2 separate regions of the Homo sapiens genome follow, and region 1 is linked to region 2. A link is a contact called in ENCODE Hi-C or POLR2A ChIA-PET data. All regions are on one chromosome and are shown on one strand. Each heading gives the region's core, a stretch centred on a gene start or an enhancer-like site at or near the end of the contact. The rest is flanking DNA. Distances are from core to core; before and after follow the strand shown. Region 1 overlaps MTOR (mechanistic target of rapamycin kinase). Region 2 overlaps MTOR (mechanistic target of rapamycin kinase).

Region 1 (6,278 bases), core at 58-2,557, 51 kb after region 2:
AGGATGAAGACATAGTAAGAATTCTTTTTATTTTTAGGCCACTCTGAGCCTGAGACATCAGGAATCTTTTGTTTTGTTTTTGGAGACAGAGTCTCACTCTGTCACCCAGTCTGGAGTGCAGTGGTGCGATTGTAGCCCACTGCAGCCTCACACTCGTGGGCTCAAGTGTTCCTCCCGCCTTAGTCTCCCAAATAGCTGGGACTGCAGACACAGATCACCTCACCCAGCTAATTTTTAAATTTTTTGTAGATTCGAAGTCTTGCTATGTTGCTCAGGCTGGTCTTGAATTCCTGTCCTCAAGCAGTCATCCTGTCTCGGCCTCCCAAGGTGGTGGGATTACAGGCATGAGCCACCGCGCCTAGCCAAAGAAACCTATTTTGACTGTCTAAAGCTGGCCACCTCTCTTGCACCAAACTTTTTTTTATCTTGGTGCCTTAGGTCCCCAAGAGCTCCAAGTACACCAAATGCCCCAGCTTTGAAACCTTGTAATGGGGCCAGCCTTCTCTTAATATATAAAGTTCTTTTTCCTAAGTTCCAGCCCTGCCAGACCCAGAGGTACTGTCTTCATCATCTGATTCTGGCTTTGTTTCCCTTCACTTCCCCTCCTGTCTGCATTCCGGCAGCCCTCCCAACCTTCTGCCCCGTCACTTTTCAGATGTTTTCATTTTGCTTCTGTCTGCCCTGCTGTCCTTTCTCTTCTACATTAGTCTGTTCATTCTTGAGTTCCCCAGACCATTCTCCTGTTCCCAGATTCCCAAGGTAGCTTCCTGATAAAGACATCAAGGCCTAGCCAACCCCAGATCTTCCTGGCCCTAGAAGGAATCAGACTATTTGGTTGTTAATCCTGCGTTGGGCACAGAGCTAAGCCTCAGTGCTGGGAGAAGTGACAGGAGAATCTCAAGCAGTTACCACTCCATGAGAGAAACTGCTTGATACAGTGGTTAGGACCCAAAGCAGTGTCCAGGGTGGCCTCAGTGTGGCTGGTCAGGCCACTTCAGTCAGACCTGCCACAGCCCCATCAGCTGTGATGCATGTGTCACCAGCCTGGCGCCAGGGGAATTCAGAGAATTCTCACTTGACAGGGAACCAAATGAAACTCAGACTGTGGTCTGCACTAGAAATAGACAGGAGAAAGAAGGTCCACAGCCATTTGGGAAGCCAGTGGGTGTGTTCTCATACATTCCTGATGGGAGCGCTGGGGAAGCCTGAGCGTTGCCCCAGCTGTGCCTGCAGATGCTCCTTGCTGCCTGAGGACTTTCCGACAGGCGCCGCCTTGTGTGGAAGAGGCTTGCATCACTTTGCTCTGAACCCCAGAGGTCACGCGGCACCAAGACTGAGGGATGAGGGCGATAACCAAGTGGGCCACTCAAGGAGGCACTGCCATGTCAAGTTACTGTGGACTCAGCATCTGTCCAGAAGCCTGTGGAGCCGTGACTGAGGGCACTTCCAGAGACAATGTTCTCCAGGTTTCTCTTCAGGTGGCAGGAAAGGCGTTTAGACTGCTTTGCTGTGGGTCAGCATTAAGTCCTTGAGCAGTTAATGACCCACTATTTCAGTCAATCTCATCCTCCTCCAATAAAAGGCAGTGAGGGGGCTGGGCACAGTGGCTCATGCCTGTAATCCCAGCACTTTGGGAGGCTGAGGCGGTTAGATCATTTGAGGTCAGGAGTTCAAGACCAGCCTGGCCAACATGGTGAAAACACATCTCTACTACTAAAAATAGAAAAATTAGCTGGGCAGTAGTGGCGCGCACCTGTAATCCCAGCTACTGGAGAGACTGAGGCATGAGAATCCTTGAGCCTGGGAGGCAGAGGTTGCGGTGAGCCGAGATTGCGCCACTGCACTCCAGTCTGGGTGACAGAGTGAGACCCTGTCTCAAAAAAAAAAAAAAAACCTGCTAGGGAGAGCCTGAGAGGAAAGGGCTATGGGGAGGCAGCAGGCGCCACTGCCCACGTGAGCTGCTCTACCGTCACTCCTGACAGGGCCTTTGCCGGGGGAAGTGTCTGCACAGCTGAACCACCCGCTGCTCAGCTCGCATGCTTGCCCTGCCTTGGGAACAAGGTTTCTGGATAGTGGGGATAAGATGTTCAGCGTAATGGTGTGATGTTTGCTATAGGAAGGCAGCAAGGCAATTTCTTAGTATTAGTTCTGCTCAGCTCTAGAAAATGTTTTCCTTGATTGCCAAGAACTTTCCCAGCTCAATTCAAAACTCGAATTTGATGAAAGGAGGCTCTGCAATTCAGCCTCCTTTAATCAGAATTCAATCTTGGGCTGGGGTGGGGAGAGTGGAGAATGAATGAGAATGAATATGTCTGTACAGCGGCCTCCTTCTGCCCCTGATACCCAGATTCACCATGTTCTCCTTTCCGCCTGTCTTCGTTGTCTTCCTAACGCCAGGTTCAGTTTGTGGGCTCTGGATTCTATTATGCGGATAGGCAGTTTCTGTTTGTTCTACAGATTCACAACTGTATGATAGCAACTGGATGTTATAACTGGAAACTGGAGTAGAATACCAACATACCCCACACCCATGTTAGGGAGGCAGTGGGAATCACTAGTTTAGAAAATTCTTGGGACTCAGTTCTCTTTTCCTTTTGGCCTCAGTAGGCGTCAAGAGGAGATGGGAAATCTGATTGACCTGTCATTTCTGCACACTGTTATAGGCACGTTGCTGACAAGCCTCAGTTTCTTTAAACTTGTTTGTGTTCAGATCTTTTCCACCAGACCAGCATCAGCAGGGTCTGGTTTGTGGTGTTACGTACTCCTCTTCTGTTGGGCTGGAGCTTTGAACAGTTTGCCCTTTATAAGCCTGCAGCATTAATAGGGAAAGACTGAGGGGCACCCAAGGGGGTGTTTATAGAATGGGCTTTATAAAACTCCCAGCTGCCCCGTAAAACAAGAGTTCCTCGCTAAGGGGGCTTTTGAGCAAAGGTGATTTCTTCACAGGAGCCGAACATACAGTCTCTGCCTTCAGTCTCATAAAAACCACATCTCATTAGAAAAGGGACATAATTCAAAGGACGGCTTTGTATCACCCAGGTAGGCAGGAGATCTGGGACTTAGTGGCTGTGAACTCCTGCATTTTCACAGAGACTTGCTTGTCCTGCACTTTGCAGCCTGAACTATAAGCCTGGCTGTCTTTGAAAAGCCTGCTGTGATGGCATGCTGACTTGTCACGTGGAAGGCTGGAGGCATATTAGTAGCTTCTGGAAGGAAATAAAAAATGTGAGATGGGAGCTTGGGAGTAAGAGAGGAATGTTAGTGAGGAAGTTAAAATGAAGGCACAGGAGGGCTCCCTTCTCCTGCACAATGAGTTCTAGAGAGAGAGTTAATGGAAACATCCCACCCATTGCTCACACTCGTTCATTTTACAGCTAATTCCTGGGTGCCTACTGATGCCAAGAGGAGAAAGCTAAGACACCGCCTGTCCCTCCCATTGCAGAGCTTGCAGTATACCCTTCATTATTACTTAAGATACTTTTTTCTCTTTACCTCAACATGGCACTAAAGATACTTTTCCGTGGTAACATTTTTAAGAGAAAGTCACCTTTTAAGGGAAGGCAATAGCCTGTGACCTACTGGGCTGTGTTTTCTTCATATATAAAATGAGAATATTAATAATAGTTTCACAGGGTCGAAATAATACATAGAAACAATAAGCGCAGTGCCTGGCACATATGGTGAGCTCTCTTCTTATTTTGGTATCTTCTTCTTGTATCTTCTTCTTGTTGCCTCCCGTGATGGAGTGCCAGAAGGCATGGAGGAAGAAGAAAAAATTAAGATCCCAAACAAGATAACAGACTCTCTTGATCACCAGGATTAATAAGCCTGCTGACTTCACTGTCCAGAGCATCCACATCCATAATTAGTATTCTCCAGCAGCTTTAGAGGCGTGCATGGGAACTCCTCAGAAGGAAATAAGAGAAATGTAGCTTAGGGAGAAAGTCCTGTAGGAAATTAAAGTGAAAAAGGGGGAAGAGGAAATAAATACACAGGCTGATAGCAGCTGGTTCACTAAAAATCTCTTTATTCTTTGAACAATCAAGAGAGTAGGTGTGGCTGGGCGTGGTGGCTCATGCCTGTAATCCTAACAATTTGGGAGGCTGAGACAGGCAGATCACTTGAGCTCAGGAGTTCGAGACCAGCCTGGGCAACACGGCAAAACTTCATTTCTACTAAAAATACAAAAAAAAAATAATAATGTGTGTGGTGGTGTAGGCCTTTGAGAGGCTGAGGTGGGAGGATTGCGTGAGTCCAGGGGGTGGAGGTTGCAGTGGCCTGAGATCGCACCATTGCACCCCACCTTGGATAACAGAACCAGACCTTGTTGTGAAAAAAAGAGAGTGGGCTAGGCGAGGTGGCTCACATCTGTAATCCCAGCACTTTGGGAGACCGAGGCGGACAGATCACCTGAGGTCAGGAGTTCTAGACCAGCCTGGCCAACGTGGCAAAACCCCATCTCTACTAAAAATACAAAAATGAGCCAGGTATGCTGGTGGGCACCAGTAATCCCGGCTACTCAGGAGGCTAAGACAGGAGAATTGCTTGAACCCAAGAAGCGGAGGGTGCAGTGAGCTGAGATCGTGCCATTGCACTCCAGCCTGGGTGACAGAGTGAGACTCGGTCTCAAAAAAAAAAAAAGAAAAGAGAGTGGATATGGACAGTGACCTTCTTACCTTCAGGTTCTCAAATCAGAGACAAAGAAATTAATTTCTCAGAGCGAGAGTGTTCATTTTTCATGAGTTTAGTCAAAGTTGTAATTTTTTTTTTTTTTTTTGAGACAGAGTCTTGCTTTTTTCGCTCAGGCTGGAGTGCAGTGGTGCGATCTCAGCAACCTCCACCTCCTGGGTTCAAGTGATCCTCCTGCCTCAGCCTCCCGAGTAGCTGCAATTACAGGCGTTCGCCACCACGCTCCACTAACTTTTGTATTTTTAGTAGAGATGGGGTTTCACCATGTTGGCCAGGCTGGTCTCGAACTCCTGACCTCGTGATCCGCCCACCTCGGCCTCCCACAGTGCTGGGGTTATAGGCGTGAGCCACCGCGCCTGGCCCAAAGTTGTATTTTTTTTTTTTTTTTTTTTTGAGACAGAGTCTCGCGGTCACCCAGGTTGGAATGCAGTGGTGTGATCTCGGCTCACAGCAAGCTCCACCTCTCGGGTTCATGCCATTCTCCTGCCTCAGTCTCCTGTGTAGCTAGGACTATACAGGCGCCCACCACCATGCCTGGCTAACTTTTTTGTATTTTTAGTAGAGACGGGGTTTCACCATGTTAGCCAGGATGGTCTCGATCTCCTGACCTCGTGATCTGCCCACCTCAGCCTCCCAAAGTGCTGGGATTACAGGCGTGAGCCACCGCGCCCAGCCAAAGTTGTAATTTTTTAATGATTATGTTCTTACTGCTCAATAAGAGCTTATCATGGATCCCAAGGTGCACCCCCAAGTTTAATGGCCACTGGTAAAGGCCTGGTCCCCCAGTGAGCCCAGCCTGTTGCCCTCTTTCCTGCCCACTGAGCTCTGTCTGCAGCCTGACCTGCCTCCACACATTCAGATGGGAAATATTATACAGATAAGTCATAGGACTCTCCCTCTCTCTTTTTTTTTTTTTTTTTGAGATGGAGTTTTGCTCTTGTTGCCCAGGCTGGAGTGCAGTGGCACAATCTTGGCTCACTGCAACCTTCCCAGGTTCAAGTGATTCTCCTGCCTCAGCCTTCCCAGTAGCTGGGATTACAAGCATGTGCCACAACACCTGGCTAATTTTTGTATTTTTAGTAGAGATGGGGTTTCACCATGTTGGCCAGCCTGGTCTCAAACTACTGACTTCAGGTTATCCTCCTACCTTGGCCTCCCAAAGCTCTGGAATTACAGGCATGAGCCACCGTGCCTGGCCTGGACTCTCTCTTAAAGGAGTTAAGGCCATATGTTTTTACATTTTTAATTTGCAAAGCTATGCTGGTCAGTCCTTAGAGGTGGTATATCAAGGCTGTAGCTGTATTAAGGTAAAATTTGTTTCTCTTTCGAGGTCCCTAATCACTACTTCCTAATTTTGATCAGTTTGTTGTAAAACTCATTTTTTATGCACTGTGATAATTGGGAGAGTGGATTAGGAAAAGACTTGTATTTGTTTTTGTTTTTGTTGTTTTCTCCTCGGAATGAATCGAGCTTCGGTAATGTTAAAATTTAAAAATAGGCTGGAGGCCAGGTGCAGTGCCTCACACCTGTCATCCCAGCAGTTTGGGAGGCCGAGGCCAGAGGATTGCTTGAGCCAGGAGATTGAGGCT
Region 2 (7,105 bases), core at 1,107-3,606:
TCAAGTAGCTGGGACTACAGGCGTGTGCCACCACACCTCGATACTTTTTGTATAGCCCGTTGCCTTTTGACAAGTAGCCTGAGTGAATGGGGGTGGGGTATGGGGTTGCAGGAGGGTTTTCTAGACTTAACCCATATTCCCTCAGGGCAGGCCTATTTCTGACATTGAAAGTTAACATTGATTCTCCCAACTATTCCAGGAAAATATTATTACCCCAAAATAAATTGTTTCTGAACTTTCTAGATGGGATCATATTGCTTCACATTTCTTCCTCTTCTGGTATTAGAGAGGCATGCCTGTGATGTCATTCTGTCAGCCCCATAGCTGTTGAGAGCAGGGCCTGAGCCATGCTGCTCCTGGTGTTCTTCCTTATTCATGGCACCAGTCAGCCCAGCTCTTCATCTGTTTAGTTCTTACCCTCCTCGCTGCACTCTTCATGTTAGTATACCTCCCTCCCTTGCCACTGCCCCCGCTGCCACCGTCAGAGTCCTTGAGGTCCTTACTGTTCAAGTCAGGTAGGTAGTATTTGCCTACCAACTTGTCTGAATTCCCTAGGGGAACCAAGGAGCTGCTGAACAGATGTTTGCCTAATTTAATTCCCTTTACTTTATTTTGGGGGAGTAATTATTTTTATTGATGGTTTCAGTTATGAAGTTGTGAACGGTAAGAAGCTAAATTAAACAGAGCAATTTAGAGAAAACCAACCCATCATGTACTGTTTTAGGCTTTTGTGGTTTGAGTAATAGAAAAGCCAAAAACCGTTTACTCCTTGATGGTGAGAGGCTATTCATTGGTTCCTAATAGACCTTGAACTCCCAACAGTGTTAGAACATACTAGGAAGAAAGATATGAATGCTAATGTCTGTTAGGAGGTTGTTTGTTACTAACCATGCTCTGCCTGAAGTCACGTCATGCCATGTGTAGCTCTAACACTCTCTGTTGTTTTGTCCTAGCTGACTATAGCACTAGTGAAATGCTGGTCAACATGGGAAACTTGCCTCTGGATGAGTTCTACCCAGCTGTGTCCATGGTGGCCCTGATGCGGATCTTCCGAGACCAGTCACTCTCTCATCATCACACCATGGTTGTCCAGGCCATCACCTTCATCTTCAAGTCCCTGGGACTCAAATGTGTGCAGTTCCTGCCCCAGGTCATGCCCACGTTCCTTAACGTCATTCGAGTCTGTGATGGGGCCATCCGGGAAGTAAGTACCTCAAACCCCAATCCTTCTCTTTCTCCTCTGCACCACACATGCACAGATCCATCTGTGCTTCAGCTTCTTAATTGTGCATTCTCTGTGCCCCTGAGCCCAATGCCTTCCTCCCCCTTAACTCCCAACATATAAAGTGTACAATCAGCTCACTCCAGTGTCCTGGCTAAAAGGGCCAGGTGCAGTGGCTCACACCTATAATCCTAGCACTTTGGGAGGCCGAAGTGGGCAGATCACCTGAGGTCAGGAGTTTGAGACCAGCCTGGCCAACATGGTGAAACCCCGTCTCTACTAAAAATACAAAAATTAGCCATGCGTGATGGTGCACGCCTATAATCCCAGCTACTCGGGAGGCTAAGGCAGGAGAATCCCTTGAACCTGGGAGGTAGAGGTTGCAGTGAGCTGAGATCGAGCCACCGTGCTTCAGCTTGGACGACAGAGTGAGACTCTGTCTCAAGAAAAAGATGGCTAAAAGATGAATAGCCTGGGGGAGGAAAAGCATTGTCATTCTCAGTAATCTAGAGTTCAGTCCGGTTGTAGATGCCCCACAAATAGAAAATCAGTCTGGATTTCTGGTTGCTCCTTCATGACGAGATTTAAGTCGTAACATTTTTAGTGAAAATACTACACAGGTGAAGTTGAATGCTTCTTACTGGATCTCATACTGCCACCAGTTGGTCCCATTACTGTTGATCCTCAGTGCGAGCATGCGGCCGAGTAGGTGTTTATCCGATCTCTCCATTGTAAGCTTATCTGTTTTCCTTTGCCATTAGTGAGTAATCTGTGGGGTGACACTTTGAGACTCCATGGCTATCCTGTTCCTCAGCTACCTTCCATCCGGTGATTTTAGCATCCGTTGATAATCCTCACTTGAGTTGATTATCACACTGGTGGTTGCAAAGTGATGACTTTCTAATTTTGCTATTCCTTCTCCATTTTATTAGCTGGCAGCATTTTTCTGTGAAGAGGAATTTTCCCCTCCCCCACCTCTCACTCTTGCTGTTTCTTGTGTCTTTCTTTAAACCACAGAATATGCAAAATGGTTCTAAGATTATATGTCCCTACTACTACCAACCACAGATCTAAGTAAAGTTCAGAGTAGCTTTGTAGTTCCTGTTATTCTTAGAATACACTCTACTAAGGGTGTACAGTAAGAGTACTATGTTTAAAAGATACCTCAATTAGTTACTTTTCCCTCTGATCATATTGTCAACATGATGTACATTTAGAGGAGATAGCATGTTTTTAGAAATTATGTTTCCTAACTTTGTGTCTGGAGTATAGACATACTGTTTATTTGTTTCTATTGTATTTATAACTATCAACCTAATTGAATTTTTTTTTTTTTTTTTTTTTTTTTTTTTGAGACAAAGTCTCACTTTGTTGCCCAGGCTGGAGTGCAGTGGTATGATCTCAGTTCATTGCAGCCTCTGCCTCTCAGGTTCAAGCAATTCTCCTGCCTCAGCCTCTTGAGTAGCTGGGATTACAGGGGTGCACCACCAAGCCCGGCTAATTTTTGTATTTTTAGTAGAGACAGGGTTTCGCCATGTTTGCCAGGCTGGTCTTGAGCTCCTAACCTCAGGTGATCCAACTGCCTCAGCCTCCCAAAGTGCTGGGATTACAGGCATGAGCCACCACGCCTGGCCGGAATTCTTATTAACTCTAATAATTTACCTGTAAATTCTCTCAGGTTTTTACTCTATATAATTATATAGTCTGGTGGGCGGGGGCGGGGGCGGGGGTGGGGGGAAGAAAAATTAAAAAAGGAAGTTTTGTTTTTTAGTTTTAATCTTGTAAACCACCACTTAGTGACACAGTAAGGAAAAGTAATAAGTACTAAAAAAGTCATAAGACCTCTACTACCATGTTTTTGGTTTTTGAGATAGGGTCTAGCTCTGTTGCCCAAGCTGGTGACACAGAGGTTGCAATAGGTGATATGGGCTCACTGCAACCTCCACCTCCTGGGCTCAAATAATCCTCCCACCTCAGCCTCCCGAGTAGCTGGGACTACAGGCATTTACAACCACACCCAGCTGATTTTTTGGGTTTCGCCATGTTGCCCAGGCTGGTATCAAACTCCTGGGCTCAAGCTATCTGCCCACCTTGGCCTCCCAAAGCACTGGAATTACAGGAGTGAGCCACTGTACCCGGCCTACTTCCATGTTAATTAGATGCAGTGATAGTGGAAATCTATAACCTTGCTCCTGATTTTAATGGGACTGCTGTTAAGATTTCACCATGAAGTATAATATTTGTTGTAGCTTTTTGGTAGATATCTTTTTATTTTATTTTTATTTTTAAAAAAATACGGAATGCTTCACAAATTTGCCTGTTATCCTTGCATATGGGCCATGCTAATCTTCTCTAGATTGTTCCAATGCTAGTATACGTGCTGCCAAAATGAGCACTAGATAGCTTTATAAAGGTCAAATATTCTCATATAAAGAGAATACTAAAGAGTTTTATTATGAATGTATATTGAATTCTTTAGTCTGTAATAGTCATATGGTTTTTCTCTTTTAATGTGTTAAATATGTTGAATCACACTGATAACGTGTTCTAATGTAAGAATGCTGGCATTCTTATATTAAAACCACCTTGGTTATAATGTATTTTTAAATTTCGATCTTATGTCAGTTCAGCTTAGAATTTTTGGATCTGTGTTCTTGATTGAATTGGTCTATAATTTTCTCTTTCTTAACTATGGGCTCAAAGATCTGTTTAGCTTTTCTGTATCTCCTTGAAGCAGTTTTGGCTACTTTTTTTTAGGAAGCTGTTCATTTTGTCTAAGTGATAAAACTTGTTGACATGAAATTGTTCACACTGTTCTCTTACATTTTAATTTTTTTAAGATCTTTTTTTATGCCCCAGAACTGAGTGGATTATGTTTTAATTTTCTACTAGAGATTTGTTAAAGCATTTTTCAAAGAAGCAACTATCGGCCAGGTGCGGTGGCTCATGCCTATAATCCCAGCACTTTGGGAGGCCAAGGCGGGTGGATCATCTGAGGTTCGGAGTTCAACTCCAGCCTGGCCAACATGGAGAAACCCCATCTCTACTAAAAATACAAAAATTAGCCGGGCATGGTGGCACATGCTTGTAATCCCAGCTACTCAAGAGGCTGAGGTGGGAGAATCGCTTGAATCTGGGAGGTGGAGGTTGCAGTGAGCTGAGATTGTGCCATTGCACTCCAGCCTGGATGGCAGAGCAAGATTCTGTCTCAAAAAAAAAAAAAAAAAGAACCAATTTTTGACTTGTTGATCTATTATTATTTTACTTTTTCTGCTTTTTAAAAAAAATTGTGTTAGAATGTTAAGTCATTGTCAGTCTTCTTTTCTAATGTAATCTCTTAAGGCTATGAATTTCACTCCAAGTATTAACTGCTTTCCAAAATTTCTTAAAGCTTACATACCGTAAGATATGTGGGGGGAAAATTTAAAATAAAAAATTTATTTATTTATTTACAAGTCAGATAAAATTTACATACCGTAAAATTCATTGATTTTTAATATATTTACAGAGTTATGCAGTTATCACTAATAATCTAATTTTAGAAAACTTAAATCACCCCAGCAAAAAAACCTCCTGTCCATTTTCAGTCATTTTCTGTTTCTGCCTCATCCCTGGGCAACTACTAATCTGCTTCTCTCTCTATAGATTTACTTTTTCTGGGCATTTCATGTAATTGGTGTCATAGAATATGTGGTCTTTTGCATCTGGCTTCTTTCACTTAAAACTTTTGAGGTTCATCCATGTGTGGCATGTATCAGTAATTCATTCTTCCTTTATTACTCAGTAGTGATGTAGTATTTTCATTATTGTCCAGAAATATTTTCCAGTGTTAGAATTTCTTCTTTTACCCTTGAGTTATTTAGAAGTGGGTATTTTATTTGTAAACTTAAAGGGTTTTTAATTTCTCTTTTTTATATTGATTTCTAACTTAATTGCATTGTGTTTATGATTCTTTCATGCTTGCTGGAACTGCTTTAATGGTCTAGTGGTTGATTGATTTTCATAAATATTTCCTATATCCTTGGGAATACTTGTGTATTTGCTAACGTTATGGACAGGGTTTTACATAAGTCATTAGATTGAATTTATTACTTATTGTGTTCAAATCTTTTGTGTCCTTCTAATTTTTGTTTGTTTGATCTATCAATACTGAGAGAAGTGAGACAAAAATCTCCCTTTACATTGGTGGGCTTTTTTCTGATAGTTTAGTCAATCTTGTTTTATGTATCTTTGAGATTATATTACTAGATGCATGCAAATTTTAAATCCTGATATCTTCCTGGTAAGTTGACTCTTTTATCATTATGCAATAATCCTTCTTATCTTTAATAATACCTTAAAACGTATTTTACGTAACATTAATATAGCTGTACCAGCTTTTTTTTGGAGGTATATGTCTTTTCCAATTCTTTTACTTTTAACTGTCTTGTGACTTTTTGTTTTGGATGCTGTCTTGTAAATATAGCTAGATTATCTTTTTAATCCAATTTAAAAATGTTTGTCTTTTAACCAGTGCATTCTAGGCCAATTGCATTTATTGTGATTGCTGTTATATTTGGCCTATTTATTTTATTTTATTTTATTTTATTTTATTTTATTTTATTTTATTTTGAGACGGAGTATCGCTCTTGTTGCCAGGGTGGAGTGCAATGGTGTGATCTCGGCTCACTGCAACCTCTGCCTCTTGGGTTCAAGTGATTCTCCTGCCTCACCCTCCCAGGTAGCTGGGATTATAGGTGCATGCTACCATGCCCAGCTAATTTTGTATTTTTAGTAGAGATAGGATTTCACCATATTGGCCAGGCTGGTCTCAAACTCCTGACCACAAGTGATCCACCCGTCTCGGCCTCCCAAAGTGCTGGGATTACAGGTGTGAACCACTGCACCTGGCCATGTTTGCGTTTATTTCCACCATCTTACTTAGTGCATTCTTTTTGTCCTGCTTTGTCTGTTTATCTTTCTTTTTTGTCTTTTTCTGGATTTGTTTGAGCCTTTATTTTTTATTTCATCTTTTGCCTTCACTCATTGGCCACCTTTAATTTTTCTTAACATTTTGTAATAGACTATTTCAATCATGAATATAGTAGACAACCTATTATATTAGATTCTCACATACCCATCAGTAATTACTAGCATTTTGTCAATTTGGTTTTATCTCTTACCTCCATCGCCTTTCCCCCCGACACATGTACATACATTTCTGCAGTATTTTAAAGCAAATTACAGGTATCATATTATTTCACCAATACATACTTTTTCCCATGTAACCACAAATATGACACCTACAAAGCTAACAATCATTTCTTAGTATTATTTAATACCAACCCTTCTTCAGATGTCCCTGATTGTCTTAAAAATTCATTGTAATTTGGTTTATTCAAATAAAAATCTATATAAGGTCTACATCTGGCATTTGGTTGATGTATATAATTCTTTCACTACTTATTTACCTTTTCCCTCTACTTAAAAAAAAAAAAAAAGTCATGTATTTGTAGAAGAAACCAGGTCATTTGTCCTGTTTCTCATACTGGATTTGGCTGATTGTATCTTCGAAGTGTCTTAATTTCCTATAAACTAGTTAGATTTAGAGGCTTGATTAGATTCAGGTTCTGTTCTTTTGACAAGAGATACTTCATAGATTACAGTACTGTATACCTCCTATTTCAACATTTAGTAAACAGATATTTTCCATATGACCCACTGCTAGTGATGTAAAGGCTGATCAGTGGGTTCGGATATTGTCATCTGATCCATCTGTTATAAAGTTCCCTATCAGCCTTTTTCCCAGTCATTTTAGCATTCATTGGTAGTTATTTCCTAGAGCTGTTATTTGATTAGGGACTGCAAAATGGTGATTTTCTTACTTATATATATATTTTTTTT

The links. A loop is a pair of places that touch in the nucleus more often than their neighbours do. ChIA-PET counts read pairs that join two places held with the same protein, here RNA polymerase II (POLR2A).
Region 1: a loop to region 2 is called in a map of breast epithelium, with 6 times the contacts of the local background. The contact joins two enhancer-like sites. A Hi-C loop is called at or near these places in 2 of 168 maps with a recorded cell type or tissue (breast epithelium and psoas muscle). POLR2A ChIA-PET finds 5 or more read pairs at or near these places in 4 of 52 experiments (CD4-positive, alpha-beta T cell, WTC11, activated CD4-positive, alpha-beta T cell and 1 more).

What each region holds. Positions count from the first base shown.
Region 1 is chr1:11,171,362-11,177,639 of GRCh38, reverse strand. The region is part of intron 28 of MTOR (mechanistic target of rapamycin kinase); the gene reads left to right. Among named protein-coding and RNA genes, the nearest start is that of ANGPTL7, 15 kb to the left of the region's middle. Within about 2 kb of position 1,307, at least 3 of the 41 ENCODE cell types and tissues checked have a DNase peak (open chromatin) inside an H3K27ac peak, as active enhancers do.
Region 2 is chr1:11,222,767-11,229,871 of GRCh38, reverse strand. MTOR (mechanistic target of rapamycin kinase) reads left to right here. Exons shown (of 58, transcript NM_004958.4): 19 at 954-1,204. It also overlaps the pseudogene RNU6-291P. Among named protein-coding and RNA genes, the nearest start is that of MTOR, 36 kb to the left of the region's middle. Within about 2 kb of position 2,356, at least 3 of the 41 ENCODE cell types and tissues checked have a DNase peak (open chromatin) inside an H3K27ac peak, as active enhancers do.